Regions from separate parts of the Homo sapiens genome. Here region 1 is linked to region 2. A link is a loop called in an ENCODE intact Hi-C map of the cell type or tissue named here. Cell type or tissue: mammary epithelial cell. All regions are shown on one strand.

Region 1 (8,000 bases), 230 kb after region 2:
GGCACATACCTGTAGTCCCAGCTACTTAGGAGGTTTAGGTGGGAGGATCGCTTCAGCCTAGGAGGTCAAGGCTGCAGAGAGCTGAGATCACACCACTGTACTCCAGCCTGACCATCAGAGTGAGATCCTGTCTCCAAAAAACAAAGATGAGATCTCACAAAATATGGGATGAGGACTCAAAGTCATTATAATTAGAACATAAAAATTAATATGACCTTATTTTACAACCAAGCTAATGAAGAAGGATCTTGACTAGTTACACAATAAAGTTGATATAAGAGTTTTGCTCCAAAATAATAGTGGCATTTGGATTGAATATGAATAATTTGGTTTGAACTGAGCACTGGATGGGGAAAGCAAGGCATCAGAGAAAGGAAAAAGAAGGGAGCCTCCCCTAAAAGAGTTATTTTTTCATTGGTTTATTAGATAAAAATATACTGAATGCCTACTCTGAATTAGATAAAAATATACTGAATGTCCCCGAAAGGCAACAGGACATGGTCAAACTTACAAATACACATATTCCTCAAACTGAAGGCGATTCCACTTCCAGGAGTTCATTCTACTGTTACACTTGCACATGTGTGAAGTGATGTTTTTATGAAGTTAAGTCATTGCAGCATTGTTTGTATTCACAAAAGACTGAAAACAACCTAATGTTTATTTGTTAAATCATAATGTATCCACAATGGAAAATTGAATCAATGTAAACACAGAATAAGGAAGCTCTGTATGCACTTATATGGAATGATCATATCATCAATACTATATATGATTTGGTGAAAACAAAGTGCAGCACAATCTATACAACATGATACTATTTGTATATAAAACGGGAACCATGGGCCAGGCACGGTGGCTCACGCCTGTAATCCCAACACTTTGGGAGGCCGAGGTGGGTGGATCACCTGAGGTCAGGAGTTTGAGACCAGCCTGGCTAACATGGCGAAACCCCGTCTCCACTAAAAATACAAAAATTAGCCGGGTGTGGTGGTGCACACCTGTAGTCCCAGCTACTCGGGAGGCTGAGGCAGAAGAATCACTTGAACCCGGGAGGTGGAGGTTGCAGTGAGCTGAGATTGTGCCACTGCACTCCAGCCTGGGCAACAGAGCAAGACTCTGTCTCAAAAACAAACAAAACAAAACAAATACAAAAATTAGCCGGGCATAATGGCAGGTGCCTGTATTCATCAGAAGGCTGAGGCAGGAGAATCGCTTGAACCTGGGAGGTGGAGGTTGCAGTGAGCCAAGATCACGCCACTGCACTCCAGCCTGGCGACAGAGCAAGACTCCATCTAAAAAGATAATAATAAAATAAAAGGGAACCATATATATTTTTATATCTTTAGAAGTATTCACAAGAAATTGATAACACTGATTGCTGCTGGGGAGGGAGACTGGATAGCTAGGGTGTCAGAGGCGGGGACAGGGGTAGGAGAGAGACTTTTCACTTTATACCTTTATGTAACTTCTGAATTTTCAGTCACATGAGTGTTGCCTATTCAAAAAATAAATTTAAAAATATTTAGAAAGGATCAGGTTGGAAGAAAAGATGATCAGAGCATTAAAATAACAAAAGAAAATAAGACACCATTACTGCTGGTGAGAATTCACAATCTAGCAGGAGAGAAAACAAAAAACCATTGCAATAGAGCATGATGAGAGCTGTGAGGAGAGTCCTGCACAAGCTGCTAGGATTGCACATCGGAGGGACTTCCACGTATCCAGAGGGAGGAGTTAGGGAAGATGACTCACGAAATGGGAGAGCTGAGCTAAGTGATTACAGATGAGAAGAGTTAGCAATTGCGGCAGAGAAGGATAGTGGTGGAAGGGCATTTCTGACAAAGGAAACAGCATATTCAAACACACAGAGATTTGAAAGAACACAGTACAGTGTGAGACCACACAGTTCAGTAGGACTGGAGCAGAGGAGACAGGAAGTGGACAGGGGAGGTGGGCAAGAGTCAGATCCAGGAGGGCTTAAAATATCGAATATCGGCCGGGCGCTGTGGCTCACGCCTGTAATCCCGGCACTTTGGGAGGCCGAGGTGGGCGGATCACGAGGTCAGGAGATCGAGACCATCCTGGCTAACATGGTGAAACCCCTTCTCTACTAAAAATACAAAAAATAAAAAATAAAAAAATTAGCCGGGCATGGTGGCGGGCACCCGTAGTCCCAGCTACTCGGGAGGCTGAGGCAGGAGAATGGCGTGAACCTAGGAGGCAGAGCTTGCAGTGAGCCGAGATTGCGCCACTGCACTCCAGCCTGGGCAACAGAGCAAGACTCTGTCTCAAAAAAAAAAAAAATCAAATATCATGCCCAGGAGTTTGAATTTCATTCCTTATTAGTGAGGGGCCTCTGATTGCTTTTAAGCAGAGCACAGGCATTCACAAATCTGTGCTTCAAAAAGTTCATGCTGCAGGATGTGTGGAGAATGAAGTCAGATAGAAAGATCAGTTATGAAGCATTTGCAGTGATTCCAGTGGGAATTAATGAGGTGCCAACTAGGGCAGTAGTGGTGGGAATACAAGGAGGGGGATGCACAGGAGAGAAGGGACTTGGTGACCACTAGGATCTCAGGTGCAAAGGTAGGGGAGGAAGGAATGACATAAGATTCCTGACATGGTGATGTGATTCCCCAAGACATGGCATAAAAAGGAAGCGGAAGAGGTTTGCAGGGAAAATTAATTTAATTTGTTTAAATTTGTTTGATTTAAACAAGAAGAAGATTAGTTTAATTTGGGGCCTTTGGGAAAGCCCAGAGGAATTGTCCAACAACTGGTTGAACACATGAGTGTGGACCTGGGGAAAGGAGTCTGGGCCAGAACTTAGATTTGGGAGCCATCAGCCCTGGGTGGTGGTAGATGAGAACCCCAAAACATACTGTGCAGTCAGATGAGAAGAGTGCCAAGTCCAGAACGTGGAGAATCTGCTCCCATGGTCACCCCATTTAGGAGACTGAAAGAGGGAGAGCATCCAGTGAAAGAGGAGCCAGGGGGCTGGGGGACCCAGAGAGAGTGGGAGTCAATGATGCTGCTTTCAGAAATAGGATCTGGACCATTGACAGAGCACTTTGCATCCAAGAGCTTGTCTCGTTCTCACAATAACAAAGTCAATCGAAATGGTCACAAGAAGCTAGGCTCAGATAACCAGCAGGTCCCAGTCACACTGCTAGTTAATACCAGACCTGAACCTTGAACCCAAATTTTCTGACACTAAGCCAGGACATTCTCCTTCCCCTACCCAGCTTCCCTTTGGTTCAATAAGAAAAAGTTCCTCCTACCCCTTGTGATCTGCAAGGTCGTCAGGTTTCTGTTACCTTTTTGTGTAGGAATTACTTAGGTGAGAATCCCACCTCCATACTTTTGCTCATGGAGTTCTTTGGTCCTAGATGTTCTGCCTCTTTATTTCCCTTTGCTGAACTAAATTCTACTCTTCCTTTAAGACCTGGCTGAAGTCCTTCCATAAAGCCTCCCCTGGGGACTCCAGTTCACTCTGACATCCCTCTTTTCTAAATTCCTGAGGCAAATATACCTTCAGGTGATCCCCCTCAGTGAGTCATGCTCTTGTGTAATCCCTTCCTCTTGAGTGTGGGTAGAACCTGTGACTTGCTTCTAGGCAATAGAATATGGCAAAGGTGAGGATGTGTCACTCCCATGATTATATGACATTATATAACACTTCTTAGCAGACTAGAGCAGGAGACTTGTGCCAGCCTTGAGGAAGCAAGCTGCCATGTTGTGAAGTGCCTGTGGAGAGGGCCACACAGTAGGAACTGCAGGGCCCTCTCTAGGTGCTCAGTGTGGCTCTGGGCTGACACCAAGAAACTGGGGTCCTCAGTCCTACACCCTCAAGAAATTCTCCCAGCAACCACATGAACTTAGAAGAGGATCCTGGGCTCCACAAAGAAACACAGCCCAGCTGGCACCTTGAAAGCAGTCTTGTGATGCCGTGAGCCAAGGACCCAGTTAAGCCCAGCCCAGACTCCTAACACCAATAGAAACTGTGAGATAGTATATACTTGTTGCTTTAAGCTGCTAACTTTGTGGTACTGTGTTACACAGCAATGGGTAATTTAATGTAACTCTTACTGCATTTAGGTCAGTACCACTCCGTTTAATTTTTTTTTTTTTTTTTTTTTAAACAGAGTTGCCGGGCATGGTGGCTCATGCCTGTAATCCCAGCACTTTGGGAGGCCGAGGCAGGCACATCACCTGAGGTCCGGAGTTCAAGACCAGCCCAGCCAACATGATGAAACCCCGTCTCTACCAAAAATACAAAAATTAGCGAGGCGTGGTGGCATGGTAGCTGTAATCCTAGCTACCACTTATAATCCTAGCAACTCGGGAGGCTGAGGCAGGAGAATTGCTTGAACCTGGGAGGCAGAGGTTGCAGTGAGCCAAGATCGTGCCACTGCACTCCAGCCTGAGACTCTGTACCCCCCAAAAAAATAAAAAGAAATAAACAGAGTCTCACTCTGTCACCCAGGCTGGAGTGCACAGTTTAGACCATAACAATTTAATATCTAGTTTAACTTTACTTTTCCAATCTGAATATAAGCTTCTTGAAGACAAGGAACTGGTCATACATGACTTGTGCCCTGACAGTGTATGAGAATAAGAAGCACAGAGAAGGAGCTGAACAAGTGTTTCTAGAATACAAGTCTAGGAAAGGACAAAAAGTGGCTAATACGGCCATGGTGGGGATCAAATCAGCGATATGTAGAAAATGCCTAGCAGAATGCTTAGCACATCACCTTTTTTTTTTTTTTTTTTTTTGAGACAGAGTCTCACTTTGTCGCCCAGGATGAAGTGCAGTGGTGGCGAGATCTCGGCTCACTGCAACCTCCACCTCCCGGGATCAAGCCAATCTCCTGCCTCAGCTTCCCGAGTAGCTGGGATTATAGGCGTGCACCACCATACCAGCCTAATTTTTGTATTTTTAGTAGAGATGGGGTTTCACTGTGTTGGCCAGTGAACTCCTGACCTCAAGTGATCCACCCATCTCCACCTCCCAAAGTGCTGGGATTACAGGCATGAGCTACTACGCCCGGCTGCTTTTATTTATAATTCTAACAAATATCACATCTAGCCCCATTTGCTCATTTTTTCTGATAAAGAAATATCTCCCTCTACCACTACCCTTCAGAAAAAGCAACATACCCAGCAAGGTACAGCGATTTGTCAAAGGTCACTCAGCAAATCAGTGGCCAGAACTCAACCCTAAGGAGAAAAATTAAATAGTTTAAAAGAGGCAATGAACTGGACACAGTGGCTCACACCTGTAATCCCAGCACTTTGTGGGTCCAAGACGGGAAGTATCACTTGAGTTCAAGACCAGTCTGGCCAACATAGCAAGACCGCATCTTGCCACAGAATTTTAAAAGTTGGCTGGGTGTGGTGGTGCATGCCTGTAGTCCCAGCTGCTCAAAAAACTGAGGCGGGAGGATCACTTGAGCCCAGGAGGTCGAGGTTACAGGGAGCTATGATTGCACTACTGCGTTTCAGGCTGGGCTACAGAGGGAGACCTTGCCTCAAAAAAAAAAAAAAAAAAAAAAAACGGCAATGACACATCCATTATCCATGGGTTCATGGGTTAAAGAGAACAAAAAGGGGGTCCTTGTTTAAGGCCCTTACCCTAATTCTCTCTTCTTTCCTCTTCACTACCTTTCTATACTTTTTCCATGAACACCACATGAAAAATTACTTTTTTGGCAATCTGAGTAACTGACTCACAAGGAGTGAATAATACCTAGAGACTAGAGAGTTTATTAGTCAAGATTCCTTGCAAGTAATTGTCAAGATTAGTTGCAAGTGACAAAAACTCAATTCAAACTAACTTAAGCAAAGAATACGTATTGCTTCACATAGCTAAGGAGGACATTGAGTATTCCAGTTAATTGTAGCTACATAACAAACCACACAGCCAGGTGTAGTGGCTCATGCCTGTAATCCTAGCACTTTGGGAGGATGTTTCAGGAGGATCTTTTGAGCCTAGGAGTTCAAGACCAGTCTGGGAAACATAGCAAGACCCTGTCTCTACAAAACAATTTTAAAATTAGCCAGGCATAGTGGCACATGCCTGTAGTCTTAGCTACACAGAAGGCTGGGATGGGAGGATCCCTTGAGCCCAGGAGTTGGAGGCTGCAGTGAGCTATGATCCCACCACTGCACTCCAGCCTGGATGACACAACAAGACTCTGACTTTATTTTGTGTTATTTTATTTTATTTTATTTTATTTATTTATTTATTTTGAGATGGAGTCTCGCTCTGTCGCCCAGGCTGGAGTGCAGTGGCACGATCTCGGCTCATCCCGGGTTCATGCCATTCTCCTGCCTCAGCCTCCTGAGTAGCTGGGACTACAGGCGCCCGCCACCACACCTGGCAATTTTTTTTTTCTTTTGTATTTTTAGTAGAGAGGGGTTTCACTGTGTTAACCAGGATGATCTCGATCTCCTGACCTCGTGATCCTCCCGCCTCAGCCTCCCAAAGTGCTGGGATTACAGTCGTGAGCCACCGCACCCGGCTATTTTATTTATTTTATTTATTTATTTATTTTTTTTTTGAGATGGAGTCTCACTCTGTCACCCAAGCTGGAGTGCAGTGGCATGGTCTCGCCTCACTGCAACCTCTGCCTCTGAGGTTCAAGCTATTCTCCTGCCTCAGCCTCCCAAATAGCTGGGATTACAGGCGTGTACCACCATGCCCAATTAATTTTTGTATTTTTAGTAGAGACAGGGTTTCACCATGTTGGCCAGGCTGGTCTCGAACTCCTAACCTCAAGTGATCCGCCCACCTCGGCCTCCCAAAGTACTGGGATTACAGGCATGAGCCACCATGCCTGGCCGAGACACTGTCTTTAAATAAGTGAATAAGTAAATAAATAAAGTTTCTAGAAGAACTATGATTATCCAAACCTGGATCCCATGCCCAGGTCATGTGCCTAAGAAGAAAGCTTGCTGGGTAGACGCTAAACAATAGCTAATACAATCAGCACAGGTTTAACTTGAGGGAGAATTTATGTCAGCTTAGCTTGTAATTATCATTCTGTTGGCTCTCTATCAGCATTCTATAGCTGTAGTGTTCCCTTTCCCTGGTCACCTTCATATCATGCCCCTGTCTTCCACTTTGCCATAACATCACCTCTCTGAGGTTCACTGGGTTTCCCATTGGGAAGAAAAGTTCCCTGGCTTTGGCTGAGCGCGGTGGCTCACGCCTGTAATCCCAGTACTTTGGGATGCCGAGGCGGGCAGATCACCTGAGGTCAGGAGTTCGAGACCAGCCTGACTAACATGGAGAAACCCCATCTCTACTAAAAATACAAAATTAGCCAGGCGTAGTGGCGCATGCCTGTAATCCCAGCTACTCAGGAGGCTGAGGCAGGAGAATCGCTTGAACTCAGGAGGCAGAGGTTGCGATAAGCCAAGATTGCACCATTGCACTCCAGCCTGGACAACGAGAGGGAAACTCCATCTCAAAGAGAAAAAAAAAGAAAAGTTCCCTGGCTCTTACAGCCACACTGGCTGGCTTTTTTTTCTGTCATGCCCTCTCACTACATCAGACTGTCATGCTTCAAAGGCCACTCCCAAATATCATTATCATTTTTCACTATCCTTCCAGCAGCAACTATCTAGGCAATTGTCACTCTATTAACTGTGTTTCTCCCTCTTTTCCAGTACTTCCCCCACTTTTTTTTCTTAAAATCAAACTCAATTTTCCAAGGGTCCCTTTTCCTAGAAATTACCTCCCAGGACCAACACTACAGAAATAATACAATAGATCAGGAGACCTCATAACAAATAGACCAATGAGGTTTCTGCATTGTTGGCATTATCCAATGGGAAAATGTGTGAGACTTGGGTCCTCTGCTTTGGTTCCTGTTTAGCTTTCATCTTTAATACGTCCTTAGAATGCTTTTGGCTACAAGCATAGAAAATTCAAAAGTGTAAATAATAAAGAAATTTATGGTCCCACATAAATGTCAGGATTAAAGGTAGAG
Region 2 (8,000 bases):
AACAGGGCACTGGGGGCCAAGGCAGGATTTCAACCAGGAGGGTTTTACAGAAGATGGACTTCACCTGTGAGGGCTGGGGTTGGAACCGAGCACCAAAGAAGTGGCCACTGTCCACTGATGGCCGTCTCCCTCTTCTCTGTAGCCCTCCCCCACCCCTAAGCAGCCCAGCTTCAGCAGAGGAGGCCTGGGCACAGGAATGGATTGTTGCTAGAAACCTGGCTTCAGCTGGAGGAAGTCAGAAGACCGGGCTGATGGCCGCGCAGACAGAGCTGTGTTTATCCAGGAAAAGAGGTAGGACGTAGGCAGCGGAGGCCCCTGCCAGCTCCTCCCATAAGGACTGCGCTGGGGGAGCAAGCTGCAGAGAAAGCTGCTCCCCTCTGGCTCTGAAAGTTTCAGGGCCTGAGGCCAGAACCCAAAAGCGACCCACAGGTGAGGCCAGCACTCCGGGCGCGCGACGGAGAGGGTCGCTAGCTCGGATCCCAGGGCAGAGGGTCGGAACACGGTGCTCTTGGTGGCTCCGCGCAGGGGTGAGGCGAGCGCGTGGTGGCGGAGCCTTCCGGAGACCGCTCTGAGGGTGGCGGAGAATCAATGCTGCCTTTGTGCTCGGTGGTTTCCGAGGGAGAAAAGGAGTGGAGAGTAGGAGGGGCGACCCAACGGCCCGGCCCCGCCCTGCAGACGCGGGATGCGGTAGGGCTGGGAGGCGCGGGAGCTGGACGGTCAGGGCTACTGGGGGTGGGATTCTGTGTCCCCGGGAGGTGCGTCTCCTTGGACCAGCCCAGGGTGTCCTGAGGTCAGCAGCCAGGTGTGTCCCCTGGCTGCCAGGAGCAGAAGTGAGTCCTCTTCTGGCTTGGAGCGACTCGAGGAGGGGAAGGAGGAGCCAGAGGAGGCAGGTGGGGCTAGGACTGAGGGATGGCTCAGGCCAGAGAAGCTTGAGCCGGGGCAGCCTGGCAAAGGGAGGAAGTCCCAAGGGGCGCCAGACTGGATCCCAGAGGAAAACCCAAGTCTTCGAAATGGGCGGGGGAGGAGGGCGTGAGCCCGCCTAGGGCGCAGTGTCCCAGGGGGGTTGGGATCTGAGTCCTTTTGCTATAATGCGGTTATTATCCTATTTGTCCTAATAGTACCCTAGGGTTCTGGTGGATACTATATGGGCCCTCTAACTGTAAGGTGAATGGGGCATCTTTAGTACCAGTGGGAGAATCTGTGTACTTGGTGACGGAGGCCCGTATATGAAAATGTGACTGACTGGCCCTTTGCTCCCTCCATTTCTCCCCAGCCCCCCAGACTGCGCCGCCCTTTCTTTTTCTGCTCAAATAGGGGTCCGCGCTCCCAGTGGGTCCGGAGACCGGGGCGCGGTGGCTGACCGCCCGGTGTACGCCAGCATCACTCACCTCTGACTCCTCTGCGCTCCTCGCCCAGCCCCGCTCCGCCGAGCACTCCCATCTGAGACGGGATTTGGACCCTCTCGGCCCTGCGGAATTCGGAATTCCATTACCCCACCCACCGCATGTGGCTCTTGGAAAAAGCTGGCTATAAGGTGGGGGCCGCGGAGCCTGCGGCCCGTTGGGCGCCTTCCGGCCTGTTCTCCAAGCGTCGCGCCCCGGGCCCGCCCACAAGCGCCTGCCCCAACGTCCTCACCCCGGATCGCATCCCGCAGTTCTTCATCCCGCCTCGGCTCCCGGACCCGGGCGGCGCAGTGCCCGCGGCCCGGCGGCACGTGGCGGGGCGCGGCCTCCCCGCGACCTGCTCGCTGCCTCACCTGGCGGGCCGCGAAGGCTGGGCCTTCCTGCCCGAGAGCCCGCACACGCGCCGGCGGGAATCCCTGTTCCACGGGCCGCCACCTGCCCCGGCCGGGGGACTCCCCGCGGCGCAGTCCCGGCTGCACGTCTCCGCCCCGGACCTGCGCCTCTGCCGGGCCCCCGACAGCGACACGGCCTCGTCGCCGGACTCGTCGCCCTTCGGCTCCCCGCGGCCAGGCCTGGGCCGGCGCCGGGTGTCCAGGCCTCACTCTCTGTCCCCAGAAAAAGCGAGCTCGGCCGATACCAGCCCGCACTCGCCGCGCCGCGCCGGGCCGCCCACGCCGCCGCTCTTCCACCTGGACTTCCTGTGCTGCCAGCTGCGGCCCACGCGCGAGAGCGTGCTGCGCCTGGGGCCCCGCGGCGGGCAGCTGCGGCTCTCCACCGAATATCAGGCCGGGCCCGGGCGGCTGCGGCTGCGCCTAGTGAGCGCCGAGGGCCTGCCCCGGCCGCGGTCCCGCCCCGGGAGCGGCGGCGGCGGCTGCTGTGTGGTGCTGAGGCTGCGGCCCCGCGTCCGGCCGCGGGAGCAGCAGAGCCGCGTGGTCAAGTGCAGCGCCAACCCCATCTTCAACGAGGATTTCTTTTTCGACGGGCTCGGCCCCCCGGACCTGGCCGCCCGCAGCCTGAGAGCCAAGGTGCTAGACAGGGGCGCGGGACTTCGCAGGGATGTGCTGCTGGGGGAGTGCGAGACGCCCCTCATTGCGCTGCTGCCCCCGCTGGGTGGGGGACTAGGTCCCGGGTCATCCCTGGCGCCCACCCATCTCAGCCTGTAGCCTGAGCCCCTGGCTTCCTCAGGACGTCTCCACTGTGTCTGCAGTCCACATTCTTTCCACCCTGCCCGGCTTGTATTTATTTTTGCTAATAAAATGTCCCCTTGTCCTTAGCCAGATATTTCCCCTTACTGGCACCTTACACGCTCGGGCATAGAGCCTACCGATCTTCCCTCTATCCCGGCCATACGCGGGGGGAAGATGCTCATTCAGACGGTCTGAGTAGAGCAGACCTTAAGCAGTGGTTCTCAAGCTTGAAGGAGCATCAGAATAACCAGACATCAGAAATCCTGGAAGAGCTTTTTAAATATGCAGGGTCCTGGGCTCCATCCCTATGAGATGCTCCTTCAGTAGATCTGGGCCAAGTAGGTCCTAAGGTCCCCGGCCAACAAGGCCCCCGAACAATCAGGGAGCCCTGCAATCACTGAGTCACTCTGACAGAAACCAACACAAGCCACCTTCCACTTGAGGCTGCACAGAGGAAATTAACACTCCCTTCCTGTGCCCCTCTAAAACCCACATCTGTCCTGAAGACAGATGAAATTTCTGGCTCTTGAGAGTGAGTCAGGGGATGTCAGATGAACACAGAGTGCCCTTTAGTCTTCCTTCTTCCCTCTTGCCTCTTCCACACCTGTGCGTCCCTTGAGGGGTGGGGCAAGTCTGGAGCCAAGAACCAGAGAGGTGCTTGGGTACCAAATGAATGAGATATAATGTCCCAGGGATTGAAAGGGGGGAGGTGGGGTACTACCAAAGTGTGAGAACTGTTCTCAGGAATGCCAGAAGAGCCTCCTCCAGCCAGAAGGAGGTGGGGGTGGGGGGAGGTGGATAATTGTAGGTCACATTGTGTTTACCTCTACCTGAATGTCCCTGACGTCAGCAGTGACCTTCTTCTCTCTCCCTCCACCTTCCCAGGAGCCGGTTCCTCTGGACTCAGGCCAGGCTTGGAGGAGGGAGGGAGGAAGTGAGGTAGGCACTAGGCTAACCCAACTTCTTTCTCCCTCTCCCTTGGGCCCTTTCTCATTTTTCATGGTGCCAGCTGTGGCCTGCACCAGGGCTAAGCTTGCGGGATCTGACAAAACCTCAAAAGCCTCAGCACCTGGACACGTTAAATTCCAACACACACACACACACACACACACACACACACACACAGAGACACACACACAGAGACACACACACACACACACACACACACACACACACACACACGGCTTCATTCAGACAGCTCTCCAGTTCCTTCTCCCTTCCCTGATTGGGTCCGCACCACCCAGCCCTAGGCCAGAGAACTCTTGCTCCAGGTGTCCACCAGGTGGTGGCATTGACCAAACAATCCTAAGTGCTAACTACTACACATGGATTATAACCACATGAGGAACTGTTCCAACAATTAGTCAAGCCATTTATTCCTCCCAGCACCTTCTATTAGGGTGTAAATACTATTATTATCCAATGGGATCTTGGGCCTCGCATAGCTAGTAAAGGGAAGAACTAGGACTCACATAGCTAGTAAAGGGAAGAATTCAGGGAGTCTGGCTCCAGAGTGTGGACTCTTAATCACTTCAAGATAATACCCCCCACTGCCAGCTGCTGCCTCCCAATCAAGTCACTCTAAAAGGGGCCTCCTTCCCTAAGATGGTAGCTCTGCAAAGGTTTCGTACCCTGCCAGTTTAAAATCCCATGTTTGAATTCTGGGAAGTCTACCTATAGATTTAGGTCTACCCCTAGTACTGGATTTCTATTTCAGCCCCCAAATTCTCCCATAACAACCCTTGGTGAGAAACTGGATTTGATGCCCATTTGAAAGTATCTGGAAAGAAAGTTAGAGGCCGTAGAACCTTCATTCATGCATTCCTTCAACAAATACTTCGGGAAGGTCCATCAGGTGGCAGGCATTGGATACAGCAGTGATTAAACAGACATGGGGATCAGAAAAGTGATAAAATAAGCCATTAAAATGTAAAGAATGCTACTTGGTGATATGTTACAGAGAAAAATAAAGCAAGAAAGGGAATAGAAAAGAGGGGTCAGATAAAGAGAAGGGAAGATTATAGGGACAGAAAGAGGGAGGGAGGAGAGGAAACTTTTTTTTTTTAACCATAGTACTTTGGACCAGGTCCTGAACTTTATCTGTGTTATCTCAGTTGATCATCACAACCACTCAGTAGAGTAGATATTAGTATTCCTCTTTTTTGGGGTGGGGGGACGGAGTCTCACTCTGTTGCCCAGGCTGGAGTGCGGTGGTGCGATCTCGTCTCACTGCAATCTCCACCTCCCAGGTTCAAGTGATTCTCCTGCCTCAGCCTCCCGAGTAGCTGCCACTACAGGCGCGTGCCACCACACCCGCTGGTTTTTTGTATTTTTAGTAGAGACGGGGTTTCACCGTGTTAGCCAGGATGGTCTCGATCTCCTGATTTGGTCTCATGATCTCGGTCTCGGTCTCATGATCCACCCACCTCGGCCTCCCAAAGTGCTGGGATTACAGGCGTAAGCCACCGCGTCACAACCACTCAGGAGAGTAGGTATTATTATTCCCACTTTACAAAGAAAGAAATGGATCAGATAGATAGGTTAAGTAAGCTTGCCTGGGGAACAGCCCTGGCTGGAGGGAAAGGTTCTGACCTGACTCCACCCAGACACCCCCACTGCCACCCCAACTGCTTAGGGGAAGCTGTGAGGAAATCCAAGGCCACTCCTCCCAGGAGCAGTTCACTCAGCATTCACAGCCCTGAGGCTCTGTGATGGGGGCCCTAGCATTGCTGGAGGAACATCCTGGGTAGCTAAAGTACAGAAACATGGGAGTGAGGAGGTCCTAAGAAACCCTCCAGTGTGCAGATTGCTCTGGCCCCAAAGCACTTCTATAAACACTAGTCAGAGGCCAGGTGTGGTGGCTCATGACTGTAATCCTAACACTTTGATAAGTGGATAAATGTGGGAGGCTGAGGCGGGCAGATTACCTGAGCTCAGGAGTTTGAGACCAGCCTGGGCAACATGGTGAAACCCCATCTCTACAAAAAATGCAAAAATTAGTTGCATGTGGTGGCATGCACTTGTAGTCCCAACTACTTGGGGGGCTGAAGCAGGAGGACCTCTTGAACCCAGGAGGTCAAGCCTGCAGTAAGCTGAGATCACGCCACTGCACTCCAGCCTGGGTGACAAAGTGAGACCTTGTCTCAAAAACAAAACAAAACAAAAAAATCCACTAGTTAGGACAGGTATTATTGCCCCATTTTTACTGATGTGGTAGCTGAGGGCTGAGATTTCCCTCAGGGCCTACAGCTAGTAAATGGCAGACCACATTCTTATAAGTGATTCTGCCCCAGCATTTAAACCCTTCTTGCCACCTCCAAGCCTGTGTGACTATAAATGTTAATTGGTAGAGGAGAGGTACAAGCAGGGTCACTGTGGAAAGTTCAAGGCCAGGAGCTAGGGTCAAACTCCCACTGTTCCTCCACCCACAGTGGCCTTTGTGACAAGAAGGGGGAGGGGTGGGGACTGTGAGATCTGGAGGCTACCGAAGGTTACAGAGCCTGGGCTGTCCTTTTTCAACGGTTGAGGCACAACCCATCCCTGAGTCACTCCAGTGGGTTGAGGCGTCCCCAGGCATGGAACCCCCTAGAACCCAAAGAAAAGTGGTCCCTAATCACTGGATCAGGCATCCCAAGGAGAGGGCCCTCCAAGGATGGGGCTGGGGAAGTGTGTGCCACCGCAGACTACCCAGGCTCCACATATTTTCCACCTTGACCCCCAGGCCCTCCCTGAAAGGGCAGATTTGTGCTGAGCTTTAAGTGGTTTCTGTGGTTTAGGGTTGGGGAAGGAAGGAAAGAGATGCTGGGGACTGCTCCCCAGTTCCAAGCCACCACCACCACCTCCCATCCCTTCCAGAGTGTTTGCCCCCAGCATGGAGATTTCCCCAATAAGGGGACTGGGCACGTGGGGATGAAATGATTCTCTGATCCCTATCAGCCCCTTCCTTATATAAGATTGTATTTGAAGAGGAAATAACCACCGCCCTGCTTTGAAAGGACGATTCTTCCAGATAAGGGGCTGTGATTGCAGCAAGAGGGAGAAAGTTTAGACAAGAGGGGGAACTTCCCATAAGGATAACCAAGGGATCTTCTTGCCCTGGGGAGAAAAAAAACTCAAACTATCCATGCTTAGGGCAGGGGAGAGGTAGAGAATGCCTAGGAAGCATGTGACACTCCTAGGCCTAGAGGTCAGGATACTGTCTTCTAAATCTCCAGTCACTTCCTCCCCACCCTACATAGTAGCACAAAGTGGCACAACTGGGGAGTCAGCTGTGCCTGCAGTGTCTGGGGATGCTCTGTGTCCATCCGCAAGCATTCTACGTGACCTCCACTCTGTGCCTGCAATTGGTGGGTTGTAGAAGAGGTAGTCACGAAGGGCCCCTGGGAGACCCAGAGTCAAGAGGAAGAGAGGCCTAAAAAGGAGAAAAGATAGAGAGGGGACAGCTGGAGAAGAGCCACAGACAGGCAGGAGCCAGCAAAGAGAGACAGAGAGATGGGGGATAACTGAGGAGTTCTGGGGAGGAGGGGAGCAGAACGGCATCTCCCCTGCACTCCCACGCCCGGCATGTTGCTGGCTCCTCCTGTCAGCTGGAGGGTGCTGGGGGGGCGGGGGGGAAGGGAGCTGCAAAGCACTTTACCTCTCACTCCAAACCTGCCCAAGGTGCAGAGCCCCCAAACAGACCAACATCCTGTTCTGTGCAGAGATGCATACATGGATGCGTGGGCCCACATTTACCAAAAGAACACGGGGGATAATCAGAGCCTCAGAGGCATAGGCACATACCCTTAGACTCAGTGCAGAAGGTCCCCAAAACTTCCCCTCCTCTTTCTCACTACTCATCCACTGTCAATGACCCTAGGAGTTGAAAAGTCCTTCTCCACTTCTACCTTTATCTCTCAATCTGCAGCCATGGGGAGACTCTGGGAGCTACCTAAGAACAGAGGTGCTGATGGTAGCAGAGTGTGAAGCTCCAGGGTTGGGCAGGAGTGGAGGATGGCGAGACGAGACGGCAGAAGAGGGAAGGGACAGCTGCTTGCCCTCTCCATGCCAGGTGCCACGTGCACCAGGTGGGGGGGAGTGGGCGAGTCACGAGGCTGTGGCATGGCTGACTCCTGCTCTGCTGTTTACCAGCTGGGAACGAGAGCAGGAGGAGGTGCCAGGGAGCCTCTTGCTGCAGCCTGGCCCCTGGCCAGTTGCTTGTTGGGTAACCAGGAGAGTCAGGCCCAGCTAATCAAACTCTGGGCCCAGGCCATGCAGGAGAAAAGCAGCACCAGGATCCCCAGAAGCCTCGTCCTCTTGGCCCCCTTCAGAGCCTTCACTGCAGGCCTCAGTGTGGGCCACTAGGTCTGGGAGCCTCTCCTTCTCCCAATGAGTCCAGTGCAGCATCTCTCCTCTCCTCTTCCCCACCATG

What was found. Peaks named below come from ENCODE experiments on the same cell type or tissue, not always from the same donor. Only the 100,000 strongest peaks of a DNase experiment are listed, where the experiment ranks them.
Region 1: a loop joins it to region 2, with 5 times the contacts of the local background. A loop is called at or near these places in 47 of 110 quality-filtered maps.

The regions. Positions count from the first base shown.
Region 1 is chr1:151,602,250-151,610,249 of GRCh38, reverse strand. No RefSeq gene overlaps it. Among named protein-coding and RNA genes, the nearest start is that of SNX27, 5.8 kb to the left of the region's middle. In mammary epithelial cell, no CTCF peak of the experiment used is centred here; DNase peaks (open chromatin) are centred at 1,729 and 3,579.
Region 2 is chr1:151,832,494-151,840,493 of GRCh38, reverse strand. C2CD4D (C2 calcium dependent domain containing 4D) reads left to right here and starts at 674. Exons shown (of 2, transcript NM_001394591.1): 1 at 674-830; 2 at 1,274-2,676. The coding sequence starts at 1,505. The coding sequence ends at 2,566. C2CD4D-AS1 (C2CD4D and THEM5 antisense RNA 1) reads right to left here and starts at 2,217. Exons shown (of 4, transcript NR_152846.1): 1 at 1,757-2,217. RefSeq lists enhancers at 268-337, 878-927 and silencers at 1,731-1,820, 1,891-2,010, 2,021-2,120. In mammary epithelial cell, CTCF peaks have their summits at 794 and 3,869 (motif pointing right); DNase peaks (open chromatin) are centred at 643, 3,483, 3,833 and 7,733; H3K4me3 peaks cover 1,271 bases; H3K27ac peaks cover 3,459 bases.